Regions from separate parts of the Homo sapiens genome. Here region 2 is linked to region 1. A link is an interaction called in ENCODE POLR2A ChIA-PET data of the cell type or tissue named here. Cell type or tissue: OCI-LY7. All regions are shown on one strand. Links, peaks and the distances in the headings refer to the core of each region. The heading gives the core; the rest is flanking DNA.

Region 1 (10,103 bases), core at 1,070-9,069:
CTTATTTCCTTGGAGTACATTTTTTAGTAGCTTTCTGAGAAAGGATACATGGAAAACAAAAACTTCCTGACATCTTACATGACTGAAAAAAATCTTTATTCTTCCTTCGCATTTGATCAGTAATTTGTCTGGGTATAAAATTCTGAGTTGAAAGTAACTTCTACTTCAAGTTTGCAAGTCATAGTTCTATTGTTTTCTTTCTTCCAGGGTTACTCTTGAAATCCAAAGCCAATCTGATTCTTTGTTTGTATGTGATCTTCCTTTACCCCAATCTCTAGAAGCTTTTAGGATATTTTTAACCCTCAAAATTCCATGATGATGTGTCTAGGTATGGGTATTTTTTTGTTTAAGGGCATTCCATGGACCTTTATAAGCTGGGAGTTCATGTCCTTTAGTTCTCGAAAGTTTTTGTTATTATTTGGATGTTAGGCAAAAAGAATTTTAGAATGAATTATGCTTCTCAGTTCTTGTCACACATCAGATCGTACAAGGTCCTTTAAATTTTTATCTTAAATTTCTGAGCCCTACTTCTGTTACCTCTTTGTATAACATTGTGGTTGGTACATTCCTTGATTATATATGAAACATTGTAAAATATGTAGTGGAGCTGTGTATGTTTAGGTATTGTGTTATAGACCTTGCAAAGGTCTTTTTCTTTTTTATTCAACATTGATTTGGGGATCTTTCTGTTTTGTTGTAAGTATGTATAGTTGTGTCTAATGTAGAATTCTGTAATGCAGATCTACCACATTTTACTTTTCATTCCCTAGGAATTGATCCCTGAGTTGCCTTTCTGCTATTTCAAATACCCTGTGTTATATATACTCTTGTACATTATTATAGACCTGTATAGAAGTTCTCTAGGATATATACCCAAGATTGTGATTCCTTGGGCATAGAGTGGGAGAATTAGTGTATGTGCCTACTTGAGTGCTTGAGAGTTCTTTTTTGCTCACATGTTTGCCTTTACTTGGTTTTATCTTTCTTTTTTTTTTTTTTGTTTGATAGAGAGTCTTGTTCAGTTGCCCAAGTGAGTGCAGTGGCATGATCTTGGCTCACCGCAACCTCTGCCTCCTGGGCTTAAGCCATTGTTCTGACTCAGCCTCACGAGTAGCTGGGTTTACAGGGGCCCGCCACTACGCCTGGCTAATTTTTGTATTTTTAGTAGATACGGGGTTTCACCATGTTGGCCAGGCTGGTCTTGAACTCCTGACCTCAAGTGATCCACCCTCCTCGGCTTCCCAAAGTGCTGGGATTACAGGCGTGAGCTACCGCGTCCAGCCTCTCATTCTTATTTTATAGTATATTTGTGTTGTTTCATAGATGCTGTATTCTTTCTGGGGATATTAATGATAGTTTTAAAAATTTTGTTACCATTGTTGTCTTTTCTTTATTGAGGCTTTCCCCAGATGTCTGGTAGTCTTGTGGCTGTCCATTCATATTTAAGAATGAAGTGCCAAAAACTGAATTGGAAGCTCTATTAAGTGTGGCTTGTTGAAGGGTGAAGAGAGTAGCTGGTGGCCATTTTTTTTGTGGTGGGTGGAGGGCATATACTCATAGGTTTGTTTCTCTTGGGCTAGTCAGTTTCCCTGAGAGTCTCCAGTCTCTTGCCAGGAGAATGTGTGTCTGGCTGCCATGTTTTGAGAACTCATTTTAGAAAAGGAGCTTGGGTTTTTACTGTTGTGCTCATGTAATTCTGTTATCAATAAGGCACCTCACCCCCACCCTCACCTGCATTGGAGCACCCATTTGAAGGGATTACTGAAGGATGGTTGTCTGGTTGTGAAGAGTGGAGGAGGAAATCTGGGCATGTGATGGCTGTTTTGTAGACTTTCAACAAACCTTCTGATTTTGAGCCCAACTCCTCACTACCTTAAGGAGGGATAGTACCTGGATGATCTGTCTGAAGCATCCTGTTTGTGGGTAGGTAGTGTGAATCAGCTTGTTTCTTATTGCCTTCTTCGTTTGCAGGTTAGGCTTCAGAGTTTTCCACTTTGCTAGTGACATATAATTTGTCTATTTTATGGCTTCTTTTAGGTTTTGACACCATCTCTGATTCTTTTGCTTACCTATTCTCTTTATGCCGTGGTTCTGGTTCATTTATTTGAAAAAAAAATTTCTTTATAATTTTAGTATTCTACCATGTCTACCATTTTATTTCTTTACATAAACTCTTTGTTTTCTCCTCTGTTCATTTTTTCACAGCATTTGAATGACCACTGTGTGCCTATTGAAGATTAAAATTGAATTTCTGGCTTTGAGTTAATATGATATGGGAAGAAAAGTGCAGTCTATATGTGCTAATTCCTGATTTGAAATTTGAAAACCCTCATAAGTGTTCTTAAAACAGATATATTACAGTGGTTATTAAATTCATTAATGGATATGAATTGAATGAAGGCAAGTTTTTGCGATTAAAAATTTTTTTACTACTGAGGGAACGAACCCTTTATGTCATCTTCTGGAAAGATTTGTCTTTTTTTTTTTTTAACCCCCCAAAAAATCATTCAACTTTTAGATAAGAGATAATTTTTCTCCTTCATAAAGACCATAAAGATCAGAACTTCTGAAGAAATAACAGCATACTCAGTTGAAAAAATAGTAGTGAAAAGTATAGAAATTCAGTGTTTTAGGTAGGTTGATAAGCTTTATCATAGTAAACATATGCTTTCAGCTCTACTTTTTGAAAGTTTTTTTCTTGTATAATCAGTATATTGCTTATCACAGAAAATTTGGAAGATAAAATAATATTTCCATATTCAAATTTTATATGCTGATATCTTCTCTTTTCTTTTTTTTTTTTTTTGAGATGGAGTCTTGCTCTGTCGCCCAGGCTGGAGTGCAATGGCACAATCTCAGCTCACTGCAACCTCTGCCATCTGGGTTCAAGTGATTCTCCTGCCTCAACCTCCCGAGTAGCTGGGATTGCAAGCGCCCGCCACCACGCCCGGCTAATTTTTGTATTTTTAATAGAAATGGGGTTTCCCCATGTTGGCCAGGCTGGTCTCGAACTCCTGACCTCTGGTGATCCGCCCGCCTTGGCCTCCCAAAGTGCTGGGATTACAGGTGTGAACTACTGCGCCCAGCTATATTCTGATTTCTTAAGTTACGAAATATTTTTCGAAAGTATAGAGAATAGTGTAGGTTGGGTTTTTGTTCCCAGCATTCAGATTTTTCATGTTAGTGTTCTGTTTTCTCAATACATTGTGAACATTTCCTTTAACCAAGCCCTCATATTGGAACTTTTAGGTTTTTTACAATTTTTCACTAGAATAATCACACTGCAGTGAACAGTCTTACACATACTACTAGTTTTGTTTCCTTTATGTACATTCTAAAAGTGGAAGTATTCAATTCAGGGTTTGAGTTCTCCAGATCCTTGACAGATATTTTCCTTTAAGTGTTTTGATATTGAGAATGTCTTTGGAGAACTTCCCAGCTTGGGAACCTATAGATACTGGGAGTTGGGGGTCAGAATTTGGGGCAAAGGTTATGATAAACCTCTCAAAGGAAAACATTTGAAACTGGGCTGTGAAAGAAAATATGTATTGCCATTGGATTATTGGTTAGAGCTATAAGATGAGGCCAGAGATGAACACCTATGAATCATATGTCTGCCACATTGACTTCTCACAGGAAAAGCTTTATTGAAGGGTTTTTCAAACTTTGCTTTCATTGAACACTGAAATGCTCTTAATAAAAATAAAGCTACTCCTTAATTATCGTATAGGAAAAGAATGGGTAGGATATTTCAAATTTTAATTTTCTTTTCTAATTTCTATTAAAATATTTTAAACGGACCTACTATCGTTTGACTAGAAGCTGTTAACATCAATAATTTATATTTTCAAATGAACTGAACACTTTATACTTATACTCCACTTATTTAAATTCATAACTTTTTTGTAGTCATACTTTCTTGTAGTTTTGGTTTTTAATAGTAAATGCATATCATATACTTTCTAATAAAATTATGCCTGATTTATATGGTGGAATTAAGTATATTAGGATTTCAAGTTGTTCCACAAGAGTATTATGGATTTTAAATATTCAGAACATTTAGAATGTGTTTGAGATTTACTGATTAGGTGGGCTGACCCAGTGCACTGAATATATAACATCTTGAATATAATAAAAATATAAAAAGATCTACACTCATTGTTTTGGGTTTAGAGTGGTGGAGAATGGTATTGAATGAATCCAGACAAAAGGATCTTGCAGGACCAAGAAGTTTAGACTTGTTCTAAGAAGTGGTTAAAAACGTTGTAGTTCCTTATCCATTGAAGTGATACAGTGAAAAGGGTGTTGAGATTAATCTGAGGGCTGTGTAGGATGAATTGAGGAGCAAAGAGTCTGAGGTTAAGAATGCTGGTTTAGAGCTGTTGTAGTTATCTAGGTGTCAGTTGACACAGACTTGAGCCAGGCTGGTGGCAGTGGGAATAGATCGGATCAGATAAAATCAAAGACTTTGGATAGAATAAGCAAAATTTGATAATTGAGTAACTAGACATGAAGGAGAAAGTGAGGGGATCTGTCTTTGAAAGAGTGTGTTTCTATTTCACCACCAGTATTGCATCTTGTTTTTAAGTTTATTGCTTCTTTGGCTTTATTTCTCTAGAAAACAAGAGGAAATTTAGGTATAATGGCTTTAATTTTGAAGGCTTCTGATTCCTGAGAGGGTACTTTGAAAAGTAACTTACAATTTTTAATTAGTAGCTTAGGTGATAACACCTAAAAATATTTGCTTAGGATAAACTAATTTTCTCATACAATTACTTTGTTATTCCTCTTATTACAGACATAGAGATTTATTTCCTTTCTTTCCTATCAAAGCTATCTTCAGTCCAACTTCAGCCTTCATTTTCAACTGTATTTTACATTGTTTTAAAATAAAACTTTTGCTCTACTATAGTGATTTTCAACTGCAGATGCATATCAGAATTTGCTTGGATTTTTTTTTTTTTTTTTTTTTGAGGCATGCAGTGGTACAATCCTGGCTCACTGCAACTTCTGCCTCCCGGGTTCAAGCCATACTTATGCCTCATCCTCCCAAGTACCTGGACTCACAGGTGCATGCCACTATGCTGGCTAATTTTTGTATTTTTAGTAGAGGCGGGGTTTCACCATGTTGGCCAGGCTGGTCTCGAACTCCTGACCTCAAGTGATCTGCCCGCCCCTTGGCCTCCCAAAGTGATGGGATTACTGGTGTGAGCCACTGTGCCTGGCCCACTTGGGGATCTTAAAAGGAAGAAAAACCCAGAGGTGTCTGTCTGCTTCAGACACATTAATTAGACTCTTTAGAGGGACATTTGAGGCTTGTGTTTAAAAAAAAAAAGAGTCTCTCCCAACAGAACAAATGTAATCCCCTCTCCATCCTAAGAGGGGGCAACGAATCTCATTTATGGATACTGATGAGATATTTATGTTTTAAAAAATCTCTCTCTCTCTCTCACCCAAAGTCTAAATGCATCCATTGAAGTAATAGAGTGAAAGGAGTGAAACTTAAAAATCTCACCAGTATCCATAAATGAGATTGGTTGTCCCCTCTTGGGGTGGGAAGTCTAAATACACACATACATGCGTGTGCGCAGACACACGCACACACACACAGACAGTTTCTTAGAGCAGTTTTGGGTTCATAGCAAAATTGAATGGAAAGTACAGGGTTTCCGTCAACCCCTTGCCCCCACATGAATATAGACTCTCCCACCATCAACATTGCACAAGCTCCAGAATGGCTCATTTGTTACAAGTAATGCTGTAGACTGAATGTTTATGTCCCCTTACGATTCATGTGTTGAACCCAATCTCCAGTATGGTGGTGTTTGAAGATGAGGCCTTTGGGTGATGAAAATGGAGCCCTCATGAATGGAATTAGTGCCCTTACACGAGATCACAGAGAGCTCCTTAGCCCCTTCTGCTATGTGAATACACAGTGAAAAAAATGGTCATCTGTGAACCAGGAGGTGGGTCCTCACCAGATACTGAATTAGCCAGGGTCTTGATTTGGACTTTCCAGCCTCTAGAACTGTGAGAAATAAATTTCTATTGTTTATAAGACACCCAGTTGATGGTGTTTTGTTACAGTAGCCTGATCAAGCTAAAACAATTGATGAACCAACATTGGCACATCATCCTCACTCTAAGTCCATGGTTTACATTATGGTTCATTCTTAGTGTTGTACATTCTTTGGGTTTTGACAAATGTGTAATAGCATGCATTAACTACTATTGTATCATACAGAATAGTTTTCCTGCCCTAGAATTCTTCTGTGTTCCACCTGTTAATCCTGCCTTCCCCCAAAACACCCAGCAGCCACTGGGTTTTTTGTTTGTTTGTTTCTGGTTTTACCTCTTCCAGAATGTCATATAATTGGAATCATACCCGTGTTTTTTTTCAAACAGCTCTCAGTGTGACAAATATAACAAATAGAATTGGAAAGGGGTAATACACACCATCACCAAGTGTGTTTATCCAAAGAAACAGGATCATTTGGTATTAGAAAGTCTATTAATATAATTCACCATATTTAATAGTTCAAAAGAGAAAAAATAATGACCATTTCAGTAACTCCCAAGTATAAACTATACAAGGGCCAGACAGTGGGAAGTATGCTTTTACATGTTCTTCACCTTATGAGGTATCATTATGTCCATTGTACAGATGAGGAAACAGGCTCACAGAAGTCTACTGTCTTCTGTATGTGATTGGTCTGCAAAGCAAATTTGAACATGGGACTTGTGGAAGGCTAGGCTTCATTTATTCAACTTGCTGCCTATGACACTTTAATAAAAAAGCAGTTGAATATTTAATTTTTGCGTAACATTTCTTTCCTTTTAGATTTTTTAAAAAGTTTGGAATCATTTCAAACTACAAAAACGTTTTAAGAAGTGCACGAGACTTCCTATATGCCTTCATTGACATTTCTCAATTGTTTATCTTTTGCCTTATTTATCATTTATTCTTTCTTTCTTTATATATATATATATGTATGCATGCTTCCAACACTGGCTTTAATTGCTTACCCTTACAACTCCACATTGAATACAGACCTCTAAGTTACTTCCTTAAGTCTAATTTTAGGTTTTTGGTTTTGTTGGAGTTTACTGTTGGCTTTTTCCTTTTTTTGACCTGAAACTGAAACTTAACGAATCTTTTTTTTTGTTTTGAGATGGGATTTTGCTCAGTGGTGCGATCTTGGCTCACTGCAGCCTTGACCTCCCAGGCTCAAGTGATGCTCCCATCTCAGCCTCCCAAGTAGCTGGGACCACAGGTGCCTGCCACCATGCCTGTCTAATTTTTTTGTATTTTTTGTGGAGACAGGGTCGCTACAAAACTCGGCTCAAGTGATCCTCCCACCTTGGCCTCCCAAAGTGCTGGGAATACAGGCGTGAACTACCGCGTCCCACTCAGATTTTGAATTTGGGACATCATTGCAACACTACTATTATTGTGCCATATTGTGATATTTCATAGCTAAAATGCTGCCTGCTTCAGGAAACCAGCACTCTTCTTTATATCATTTTTCATCACCTTTAAATATGATTCCCTTGGAATTATTCACAAGTTCTCATCCGTATTACACCCACCTTTTAGTCTGATAAAGTTTCTGCCAGATTTCCACTGAGTAGACATATTAATCTGCTCAGGCTACCATAACAAAATACTGCAGACTGTGTGGCTTAAGCAGAAATTTATTTTCTCACAGTTCTGAAGGCTAGAATTCCAGATCAAGGTGCCAGCAGAGTTGATTTCTGGGCACTCTTTTGCTTGCAGACAGCTGCATTCTTGTCTTCTTATGTAGCCTTTCTCTGTATCTCTCAGAGAAGTCTCTAGTGTCTCATTCTGTTATAACGACACCAGTCTTATCAGGGTGGGACCCTCATGACCTCATTTAACTCTGCCTCCTAAAAGGCACTATAACAAAATACAAGTCACACTGGTGGTTAGGGTGTCAACATAAGAGTTTTGAGGGGACGGCACAATTCAGTCTCTCTCAGTAGATCACTGGGTGTATAATGAGACCTGTGTTCATATCCTAGCTCTATCTTGTATTTAGTGTGTAACCCTGGCCAAGTCACTCTGTGAGCCTTCTGATTCCTTATCTGTAAAAGGTGAGAATGATATTTTTTGCCATAAAGGTTTGTTAAGAGATCCAAATAAAATAGAAGATGTGGTAGCATGTTATAAATTAGTGATTCTCAACCCAGGTTTGCATCAAAATCATGTTCGTATATGTAATTATTTATGCAGCTTTTAGCATAATAAGGAGCTCTGCTGACCCACTACCCAGTAAACTTAGGGTAAAGTATTTCAAAAACAACCATGGAAAGCCTCTGGAAATGGTCCTAGGATATATGCAGTAAATGAATGAGAGAAGCAAAAACTGACAGAAACAGAGAATTCAGTAATAAGAGTTGGAGGCTTTAGTACCCCACTTTCAGTAGAGGACAGAACAACTTGGTGGAAGGTCAAGAAGGAATCAGTACAATAAACCCACTAGACCTAACTGACATGTATAGACCACACTACCAGCCAGCAGCAGTCAAAAATATGTATTTTCAAATAGAAATATGTATATCCTGGAAATATGTGTTTTCCAGGATAGCAAGTGTTATGTGTGCATTTTGCTGGGCTACAAAACAAGCTAGATAAATTTTAAAAGGATCCTGTTCTTTGATCACAATGGAAAGAAATTAGATCAGTAACAGGAGGAAATTTGAGAAACTCACCAATATGTGTAAGTTAAAGAACATACTCCTAAATAACTGATGGGTCCATGAAGAAATCAAAAAGGAAATCAGAAAACACTTTGGGATAAATGAAAATGAAGACATCGTGTAGGAATACTTAGGGATACAGCTAAAGCAGTGCTTAAAGGGAAACTTAGTTGTGAATGCCTTTGTTAAAGAAGAAAGGATGCTGGGCGTGGTGGCTTACACCTGTAATCCCAGCACTTCAGGACGCGGAGGTGGGTGGATCACTTGAGGTCAGGAGTTGACCAGCCTGGCCAACATGGTGAAACCTCGACTCTACTAAAAATACAAAAATTAGCTGGGTGTGATGGCAGTCGCCTGTAACCCTAGCTACTTGGAAGGCTGAGGCAGGAGAATCACTTGAACCTGGGAGGCAGAGATTGCAGTGAGCCGAGATCATGCCACTGCCCTTCAGCTTGGGCAATAGAGTGAGACTCTGTCTCAAAAAAAAAAAAAAAAGGAAAGAAAAGAAAAGAAGAAAGATCTCAAATCAGTAACCTAACTTTCCACTTTAAGTGACTGAGTTAAGAAGAGCAGAGTAAACCTAAAGCAAGCAGAAGGAAGCAAATAAAGAGTAGAGTGAAAATTAATGACATAGAGAATAGGAAAACAATAGAGAGCATTAAAGATGAATAAAATTGACAAACTTTTAGCTAGATTGAGAAAAACTCAACATTTTTCAGATTTCCTGGGCACAGTGGCATATGCTTGTAATCTCAGCACTTTGAGAGGCCAAGACAGGAGGATCACTTGAGCCCAGGAGTTCGAGACCAGTTGCCCACATGGTGAGACCCTATCTCTATCCCCCTAGCCCCCCAGCCCAATATATAATAATAATCTGGGCATGCACCTGTAGTCCCAGATACTTGGGAGGCTGAGGTGGGAGGATTGCTTGAGCTGGGAGGTTGATGCTACAGTGAGCCATGATTGTGCCACTGTACTCTCCAGCCTGGGCAACAGAGAGAGAGAGTATCTGGGGGAAAAAAAAAATTAGAAATGAAAGAGGAGACATTACTAGTGACCTTGTAAAAATTAGTAAGGTTATAAAGAAATACTGTTAACAGTTGTGGCTGGGTATGGTAGCTCATGCCTATAATCCCAGCACTTTGGGAGGCAGAGGCGGGTGGATCTTCTGAGGTCAGGAGTTTGAGTCCAGCCTGGCCAACATGGTGAAACGCTGTCTCTACTAAAAATACAAAAAGTAGCCAGGCGTGGTGGTGCATGCCTATAATCCCAGCTACTCAGGAGGCTGAGGCAGGAGAATGGCTTGAACCTGAGAGACAGAAGTTGCAGTGAGCCGAGATTACGCCACTGCACTCCAGCCTGGGCAACAGAGTGAGACTCCA
Region 2 (10,103 bases), core at 1,087-9,086, 140 kb before region 1:
GTTACAACGATTTTGTAGATACTAGAGGAAACATGGGCCTTGCCAAATGCTGAGGAAATGGTGAATATGGTTTGGCTTGTGTCCCCACCCAAAATCTCATCTTGAATTGTAATTCCTATAATCCCCATAATCCCCAAATGTCAAGGGAGAGACCAGGTGGGGGTAATTGAATCATGGGGGCAGTTTCCCTCATATTGTTCTCATGAGATCTGATGGTTTTATAAATGTTTGGTAGTTCCTCCTGCATTCACTCTCCTTCCTGCCGCCTGGTGGAGAAGGTGCCCGCTTCTCCTTTGCCTTCTGTCATGATTATAAGTTTCCCGAGGCTTCCCAGCCATGCTGAACTGTGAGTCAATTAAACCTCTTTCCGTTATAAATTACCCAGTCTCGGGCAGTTCTTTATAGCAGTGTGAAAATGGACTAATACCAAGGTTGTAGTCTGGAAAAGGAGGGAAGGATCAAAGTTGGGAGAAGTTAAAAGAACATGGGAGAAAGGAGAACACAGTAGCACAAGGAAGGGAGGAGCGTTCTGTATCCCACTTGCTTCACCTGGTTAAGGCCTGGACGAGGAGACTGCCCATAGGGATGAGTTCCAGTAAAGACATGAGGTCTCTTTTTCCCCCTTACAGTATGGCTACTTCCTTGGGGTACTCAGAGTAAAGAGCACACGGGGTATCTGTTGCAGTTGCATGGTTGTGTGCTCATACCACAGAGAGAAGAGAATAAAACGAAGTCTCTCACCCCAGTCAGTGACAGACACCTGACTGGTGGTGTCTTCAATGTGGATGAAAAACTGGACAGACCCTCTTGGAGATGACTGTCAGATAGAGAGTAAGGTTGAATTACCTAAACAGCTTCCATCTTTCTCCATGGGCTGAATCGCAGTTGAGACTTTCTCTTCTTCTATTTGGGAATTAGTTTGCTTACCGTTATAAAATGTACAATCCATACCATCTTTCCTTTTACTTTTTGTTTGGTGTGTTTTAAATGATGCCTTATCTATAATACACCTAAAGACCCTGACTTGCTCTCCAAAGTGATTACTCTAATTAGTATTTCCACCAGCTATATGAGAGCTCCTGTTCCACAGTCTCAACACTTGATATTGTCGGACGTTTAAATTTTCCTAAACTGATACATATGAAATAATATCTTATAGTTTTAATGAAGTTGAATGTTTAAGAAATCTATTTATTGATCATTCAATTTTCCTCTTCTGTGAATTGCATCTTCATGGTCTTGCCATATATTTGTGAGGAGTCTTGCTTTTTCTCTTGATTCATAGGAGTTCTTTAGTATTATCTGGATACTAGTCCTTTACTGGTTATATGCACTATAAATCTCTTGTTTCAACATGTGACTTGTCTCTTTCACCTTATTTATTGCTTTTTAAAAATTTTTAAAGAAGTTGTAAAATTTTAAGGGATAGTATTTGTTTTTTTAAAAAAATAGGTAAGACATTGATATGATTTGGCTGTGTCCCCACCCAAATCTCATCTTGAATTACCACATGTTGTGGGAGGGACCCAGTGGGAGGTAATTGAATTATGGGGGCAGGTCTTTCCCATGCTGTTCTCGTGATAGTAAGTCTCACGAGATCTGATGACTTTATAAAGAGGAGTTTCCCTGAATATGCTCTCTCTCTCTTTGCCTGCTGCCATCCACGTAGATATGACTTGCTCCTCCTTGTCTTCCACCATGATTGTGAGGCCTCCCCAGCCACGTGGAACTGTAAGTCCATTAAACCTTTTTTCCTGTATAAATTACTCAGTCTCAGGTATGCCTTTATCAGCAACGTGAAAATGGACTAATACAGACATTCTTGAAGTTCAAAATTCAAAGGCATGAAAGTACCCAGTGAAAAATCTCCCTCAGGCTGGTCATGATGGCTCATGCCTGTAATCCCAGCACTTTGGGAGGCTGAGGTGGGTGGATCCCTTGAGGTCAGGAATTCAAGACCAGTCTGGCCAACATGGTGAAATCCTGTCTCTACTAAAAATACAAAAATTAGCCAGGTGTGGTGGCAGGTGCTTGTAATCCCAGCTACTCAGGAGGCTGAGGCACAAGAATCACTTGAACCTGGGAGGAGGAGGTTGCAGTGAGCTGAGATTGTGCCACTGCACTCCAGCCTGGGCAACAGAGTGAGACTCTGTCTCAAAAACAAACAAACAAAAACCTCCCTCCTACTCCATCTAGCCTTCTAGTTTCCTTTCTTGCAAGGAAAACAATGCAAAAAAAATGCTATGCTGCTACAATAAATAACCTTTTACAAATAATCGTTCTTCAGTTTTATCTGTATGACAAATTCCTAGCAATGGAATTGCTGGGTCAAGGATATATGCACTTGTAATGTTGATAGTTATTGCCAAATTGCCCTCCATAGAAATTGAGCCAATTTACCCTCCCACCAACAAAGCCCCCACTTTCCTGCACCTTCGCTGACACAGTGTGTTACAGAACTGATCTTTGCAAGTCTAATAGGTTAAAAAGAGGGATATCTCAATATAGCTTTTAAAATAAAATGTATTTTATTTTATTTATTTTTCAAATAGGTGATATATGCACATAGTATAAAATTTAAAGGAAACAAAAAGGTAAACAGTAACAATTAAGTCTGCCTTACACCTTTATTCCATAGCACCCAGTTCTGTCTAGAGGGAACACAGTTACTAGCTTCTAGTATATCCTTCTAGAGATATTCTATGCACATCCAAACACATATTTAAATATGGGAGGATTTCTCTTATTTGGACAGACTTGTGTTTTCTTTTGCGTTGCAGTCTACAGTGATCAAAAGGCTCTTGCCATCACTATAGCTAGAAATATCTTCCTGTTGGAATTTTTCTTATTTTTGAGACAGGGTCTTACTCTGTTGCCCAGGCTGGAGTGCCGTGGCACCATCAATGCAGCCTTGACCTCCCAGGCTCAAGCGACCCCCAATCCTCCTTCCTCAGCCTTCCCAGTAGCTGGGACTACAGGCATGTACCACCACACCTGGCTAATTTAAAAATTTTTTGTAGACATAAGGTCTCACTCTGTTGCCCAGGCTGGTCTCAAACTCCTGGGCTGGGCTCAAGTGATGTTCCTGCCTCAGCTTCCCAAAGTGCTGAGATTACAGCTGTGAGCCACGGTGCCTGGCCTCTGCTGGAATTTTGAAAGCATTGTTCCATTGTCTTTAAGCTTCGTGTTGGTGCTAAGAAATCTGAAACCATTCTGATTATTGATCCTCTGTAGATAACCTGTTCTCTTTTCTTCCCTCTAGAAGTTTTTCCTTCCTGTTTCTGAAATTTCCCCATGGTATACTTTGGGGTTGGTCTGCATTTTTTTTTTCCATTATGCTGAGCACTAGGTACAAACTTCTAATCTGAAAACTTGTGTTCTTTAGTTTGAGGATGTTTTCTTGAATTATTTCTTTGATTTTTGTTTTTCTCTCTGCTTTCTGATCTCTCTTTCTGATGTTGGACAACTTGGCCTGGTCCTCTAATTTTATATTTGGTTTTCTATTCTCCACTTCATTGCCTTTTTACTCTACTTTCTGAGATTTCCTCAACTTTATCTTCCAATGCTTTTTTTTTCCATTTCTGTTATTATGTTTAAGACCTCTTGCTTGTTTCCTAAATGTTCCCTTTTTATGGCATTTTCTTTCTTATTATAGTTTTTTTTAAAAAGCTTTATATTCTGAGTTAGAGATTTTCCTGCAATGTTTGTTAAACCTTGGTTGTCTGTTTCACAAGAGTTTAAAAAACTAGTGAGAATTCTGAGCTAGTGAGTGGGGCTTATCAACTTTGAGTTTCACTCTACAGGATTTGGTGGCCTGTGTGTTGATGAATCTCTAACGTCAGTCTCTTTAGGTAAAATTTCCACTTGTATAGAAATTTTCAGTCTCTTGCTTGGTGAGTAAACTTCTGGCTGCTGCTATTCTGGGAGCCAAATGGTGGAAGGCAGTTTGGGGAGGGCTGTCATTTCAGGATTAAGCATTTAGTGTGCTTTTGGCTTCTGATTTGCCTATTTTTGGTACAGTACCAAATGCCTTGTCTGTGCCTGATATCCTCAAAGACCCTTCAATTTACTTTTTATAGGGAATAGCTTCGAGATTTCTCCTGGAGTAGGAGAAAGGCAGTTATTCTGGGGAAAGAAGGGGCAGAGAGATCTAGGGATGTACTGTTTCTTAAACGGCTCTCATCCTATCTTTCTTATTTTAGCACCTGCCATGCTTTGCTGCTTTACTGTTAGCGCCAGAGACACTCTCATTCTCAGTTCCTGAGACTTTTAAAAGTAAATCAGGTGGTTTCTCAGCTTTCCCTCCACTTGCCAACTTAGGGTTGAGCTGTTGTAAGTCTGCAGTCATAATCACAGATCCATCTGCCTCTAGCTTCTAATATGGTGTAGCTACATTTCCTCTTCTACCTCCCTGTTCTGGAGGGCATACGTGTCCTTTAAAATCACATTAATGTGGTTTTCCTAGGTTAGAGAAAGCAAAGTTAGATACATCTAATTCAATCAGACATCTTAACCTTGAACCTCAATTTTTAAAATGTTAATGTAATCAAATGTATTTATGGTTGTCTCTATGGTTTGTGCTATTCATGACTTCCCTTCCAAATTTTTGGTTTAAAATAGTAATATGTTTTTTTCATTATCATTTTGGTATTATCTTTAACCCTGGAAGTTATTATTTCAATTTATTTATTTATTTATTTATTTATTTATTTATTTATTTATTTATTTATTTTGAGATGGAGTCTTGCTCTGTTGCCCCGACTGGAATGCAGTGGCATGATCTTGGCTCACTGCAACCTCCGTCTCCTGGGTTCAAGTGATTCTCCTGCCTTAGCCTCCCGAGTAGCTGGGACTACAGTCATGTGCCACCACACCTGGCTAATTTTTGTATTTTTAGTAGAGATGGATTTTCACCATGTTGACCAGGCTGGTCTTGAACTCTTGACCTCAAGTGATCCTCCTGCCTTGACCTCCCAAAGTGCTGGGATTACAGGCATGAGCCAGCTCTCCTGGCCTATTATTTCAATTTAAATATGAGGAATTGAGGCTGAGTGTAAATGACTTGCCCAAGTTTACCCAGTTAGCACATTATATTAGTTCTAAGTTTAGGACTGACCCCTCCAAGTTTGCTGATGCTAGGCCAGGACTACATGGTACCAACTCTTGATATTCTGAAATGAATTTTCTTTCCTTCTCTTTAATTTCTAAATTTTTTTTGTACTTAACCTCTTGAATTTTTACTCTGTTAGGGACTGAATTGCGTTACCCCCAAATTCTTATATTGAAACCCTAACCTTCAATGTAACTGTATGTGGAGATAGAACCTTTGAAAAGGTACCTAAGGTTAAATGTGGGCATAAAGGTGGGTCCCTAATTCGATAGAACAAGTATCCTTAGAAGGAAACAAAGAGACACCAGGGATGTGAGCACCGAGGAAAGGTCACGTGAGGACACAGTAAGAAGGGCCATCTGCAAGCCAAGGAGAGAAGTCTCAGGAGAACCAAACCCTGGTGACATTTGGATCTTGCACTTCCAGCCTTCAGAACTATGAGAAAAATGGATTTCTCTTGTTTAAGCCATGCAGTCTGAGGTGTTTCTCTATGGCAGCCCTAGCAGATTAATGCACTGTCTCTCAATCTGCTTTGCACACCAACCTCTTTTGTTAGTGCATTGGATTAATATTTATTACCTATAGAAAGTTAATGATGACCCCCAAATCCCTGGGTTGTCTGGCAGCAAAGAACAATCTCAGCAAATGGGTTGTCCTCAGTTCTGTTTCTTGGTTGTGTGGCTTCCTGAATCATAGGCCGCTTGCCTGCCTAGTTTATTCTCTAGGTCTTCATACGATGTAGGAAGAGTCAACATGGTGGAAAGATGAATCCAAAGAAGAAAGGTTTTTTTCCCTGAAGCCAAGAGCCCAAATGGCCAAGTCTCACACCCCAAGCCTCCTTTCCCTCGGATCTCACCCTGGCCCCATTAGCCTTTCTTCTTTTCTCTTTTCTTTTCTTTTCTTTTTTCTTTTCTCTTTTCTTTTCTTCTCCCTTCCTTCCTTCCTTTCTCTCTCTCTCTCTTTCTTTCTTTCTTTCCTTCACAGTCTTGCTCTGTCATCCACACTGGAGTGCAGCGGCACCGATCTTGGCTCTATAGCCTCCACCTCCCAGGTTCAAGCGATTCTCCTGCCTCAGCCTCCCAAGTAGCTGAGAGGCAGGGTTTCACCATGTTGGCCAGGCTGGTCTCAAACTCCTGCCCTCAAATGATCCACCAACCTCGGCCTCCCAAAGTGCTGGGATTACAGGTGTGAGCCACCGCGGCCAGCCCCCATTAGCCTTTCAAAGTGAGATGGCTTCTCTGGGGAAGAGCCAGCCCCATGCTTTTCCCATCTCCAGTTCCTTCGTACTGCCCCACTTCCCTTGTATGAGAGAGGGAGAAAAAGGAACTGGAAAAAGAGAGTAAAAAGGGTCAATCCAACAGAAACACATCCCTGAGTATCTTGTCTCAATTATTGAGAGATATCCCTGAGAAAAGCATTCTCCCTTGACTCACACTGGAGTACTTTTCCTTTGCAGGTAGGCACACAAGGAAACCATTTAGTTTGTAGCTAAAGCATGCATCACTTAACTTTAGTTAAAAAGCTTACTGGCAGGGTGCGGTGGCTCACGCCTGTAATCCCAGCACCTTGGGAGGCCGAGGCAGGCGGATCACTTGAGGTCAGGAGTTCAAGACCAGCCTGGCCAACATGGTGAAGCCCCATTTCTACTAAAACTAAAAATAAAAAAATTCGCTGGGCATGGTGGTGGGCCCATGTAATCCCAGCTAGGAGGAAGGAGAATCCCTTAAACCCAGGAGGCAAGGTTGCAGTGAGCAGAGATCGCACCACTGCACTCCAACCTGGGCGACAGAGTGAGACTGTCTCAAAAAACAAACAAACAAAGAAACAAACAAAACTTAATTTAGGCCAGGCACAGTGGCTCATGCCTGTAATCCCAGCACTCTGGGAGGCCGAGGCAGGTGGATCACTTGAGGTCGGAGTTTGAGACCAGCCTGGTCCCCGTCTCTACTAAAAATACAAAAATTAGCCAGTGCCTATAATCCCAGCTACTCAGGAGGCTGAAGCAGAAGAATTGCTTGAACCCAAGAGTCAGAGGTTGCAGTAAGCCGAGATTGAGATCATACCACTGCACACCAGCCTGGACAACAGAGCGAGACTCTGTCTCAAAGAAAAAAATTATTTTTAAGTATATTTTAAAACTTGGGGGCTGTTGGTGGACAATCTAAGGTAACAAAATAAAAGTTATTCTAATGCATGTGATTATTATGCAATCCCCCTTAATTGAATGAAGTATCCTTCTTCCCCCAAGGCTATATTCTTTTTTCAATTCCAGGAAATTTTCTCTTTCATATTCTTGACTTGTGGTTTTTCAAGCTGCCTGTTGGTTGTGTTTACTCAGAAACCCCTTTGGTTAGGACTTTGAATTTGCATACCCTGTTTTCTGAGTTAATTAAGCCTTCTTGACTTCTTGTGATAGGACTACTTAGTGCTCTTTCGTTTTTCAGTTTTTTGCTGTGTTGGTGTGTGTGTGTGTTTGTTTTTTGTTTTTTGTTTTTTTTTTTTTTTGAGACAGAATCTTGCTCTGTTGCCCAGGCTGGAGTGCAGTGGCGCAATCTCAGCTCACTGCAGCCTCTGACTCCCAGGTTCAAGCAATTCTCCTGCCTCAGACTCCCGAGTAGCTGGGATTATAGGCATGCACCACCACTCCTGGCTAATTTTTGTACCTTTAGGAGATACAGGGTTTTACCATGTTGGCCAGGCTGGTCTCAAACTCCTGACCTCATGATCCACCCACCTCAGCCTCCCAAAGTGTTGGCATTACAGACGTGAGCCACTGTGCCCAGCCATTTTTCATTTTATTTGTTGATTCACCATTCTGTAAGTCAGTATACTGTTTTCTGTTTCCATTCATGCAGTGTGGAGTCTATCAACAACTATGGTCTTTCTCAGAGATTTGACACCCACTCCCAGCACTGCCACTTACTAGCTGAATGAGAGAGGCATGTCAGTTGATCCCTTTGAGGATCAGCGTCCTCCATCAAAGGGGCCTCCTTCCTCAGAGGACTGCTACAGAGAGAAGTGAGATACTGTATATATTAAAATGCTCTGTTGGCTGGGTGCGGTGGCTCATGTCTGTAATCCCAGCACTTTGAGAGGCCAAGTAGAAGGATCACTGGAGCCAAGGAGTTTGACACCACGCTGGGCAACATAGGGAGACATTTTCTCTACTGAAAAAAAAAAATTATTCCAGTGTGGTGGCACGTGCCTGTGATCCCAGCTACTTGGGAGGCTGAGATGGGAGGATCACTTGAGGCTAAGATGGGAGGATCACTTGAGCTTGTGAAGTCAAGGCTGCAGTGAGCCATGATTGCACCACTGCACTCTGGCATGGGTGACAAAGTGAGACCCTGTCTCAAGAGTAAAAAACAAGGCCTGGGGCAGTGGCTCAAGCCTGTAATCCCAGCACTTTGGGAGGCCAAGGTGGGCAGATCACCTGAGATCAGGAGTTCGAGACTAGCCTGGACAACATGGCAAAACCCCATCTCTACTAATAATATAAAAATTAGCCAGGCATAGTGGCACATGCTAGTCCCAGCTACTCAGAAGGCTGAGGCACGAAAATCACTTGAACCTGGGAGACAGAGGTTGCAGCGAGCTGAGATTGCACCACTATACTCCAGCCTGGGCAACAGAGACTTCGTCTCAAAAAAAGAAAAAAAAAAAAAAAAAGAACAAACAAACCTCTGTTAACAATAGAAGATTTGGCCAGGTATGGTGGCTCACACCTGTAATCCCAGCACTTTGGGAGGCTGAGGCAGTCAGATCACCTGAGGTCAGGAGTTCAAGATCAGCCTGGCCACCATGGTGAAACTCCGACTCTGCTAAAAACACAAAAATTAGCCGGGCGTGGTTGTGAGCACCTGCAATCCCAGCTACTTGGGAGGCTGAGGCAGGAGAATCGCTAGAACCCGGGAGGTGGAGGTTGCAGTGAGCCAAGATGGCACCACTGCACTCCAGCCTGGGCAATAGAGTGAGACTCCATCTCAAAACAAAAAAAAACAAAAAACAAAAAACAATAGAACATTATAAAATTGTTATTGCTCTATGATGTTTATCATTATCTGTTCTAGATTCTAATACTCCTACTTTTACTTTCTGGGTTCTTGTTTTATCCTGAATTTACACTGAAATTTTGTTTTTGTTGTTGGCCCCAGATTTGTTAATTTTATGTTGTTCTTTTTGTATTGGTACTTCCCTTATCTCAGGCACTTTAATTGGAATTTTAGTGGAATTAATATGAAAAAAAGAGCTCCATCTAACACCATAAACTACAAAGACCTAAAGAGAAGCATTTTCATTATTTTTTTTTTCCGTTTAGGTGGAGGGTTGATCTCGCATTGTACTAATTGAGTAAATTGAATGTGAAAAAGGTGTTGAGAGTTGAGCCATCTAGGTGTGAAGAGACAAGAACACATTAAGCACGTGTAAAGAAAAGCTCAGATTGAAGAGGTGGTTGGATTTTGTGGAAGCCAAAATCACTCCTCTGATAGGTCTTAGTTATAGGGTGATAATTTTAGGAACAAGAGACTTAAGGGAATTAAATACTGTGTAGAAAATGCCCTTCTCAGTGAAATAAAGAAAAGAAGATTAGAGAATATTTATATCCTAGTGACCACAAAAATAACATAAACAAAGAGAAATGGGCCAAAGGTCTTTTAAGTTATTCATACTTTGAATTTAGTTGCAAGATTCCCTTCCTATGTTTACTAATGTGGTGAGACCAAAGCTAGGATATGTAATAATTTAATCAATTAATCTTGTAAAGCATATTTACTATAAAGCTTATTTACTAAAAGAAACTGTATTTGTTCTAGTAAAGTACTCAAAAGAAATTGAATTTGATCATACTAGCTATGAATGATCTCACCAGCCCTGTGATAACCTGCCACACTGTAAATGAATTTGTAAACCTTGTGTTCAATTAATACATTACCATATATACTATGTGGAATTTGAGTGGCTATCTACTATTGGTGCAGAAAAAAATGAAAAT

The links. Peaks named below come from ENCODE experiments on the same cell type or tissue, not always from the same donor. Only the 100,000 strongest peaks of a DNase experiment are listed, where the experiment ranks them.
Region 2: POLR2A ChIA-PET joins it to region 1 with 10 read pairs; 2 of 35 experiments call an interaction of 5 or more read pairs at or near these places.

What each region holds. Positions count from the first base shown.
Region 1 is chr3:122,500,144-122,510,246 of GRCh38, reverse strand. The region is part of intron 1 of KPNA1 (karyopherin subunit alpha 1); the gene reads left to right. Among named protein-coding and RNA genes, the nearest start is that of KPNA1, 9.7 kb to the left of the region's middle. RefSeq lists enhancers at 1,459-1,508, 1,669-1,718. In OCI-LY7, for the core only: no CTCF peak of the experiment used is centred there; no DNase peak of the experiment used is centred there.
Region 2 is chr3:122,640,508-122,650,610 of GRCh38, reverse strand. No RefSeq gene overlaps it. Among named protein-coding and RNA genes, the nearest start is that of PARP14, 35 kb to the left of the region's middle. In OCI-LY7, for the core only: no CTCF peak of the experiment used is centred there; DNase peaks (open chromatin) are centred at 3,790 and 4,310; H3K4me3 peaks cover 884 bases; H3K27ac peaks cover 877 bases.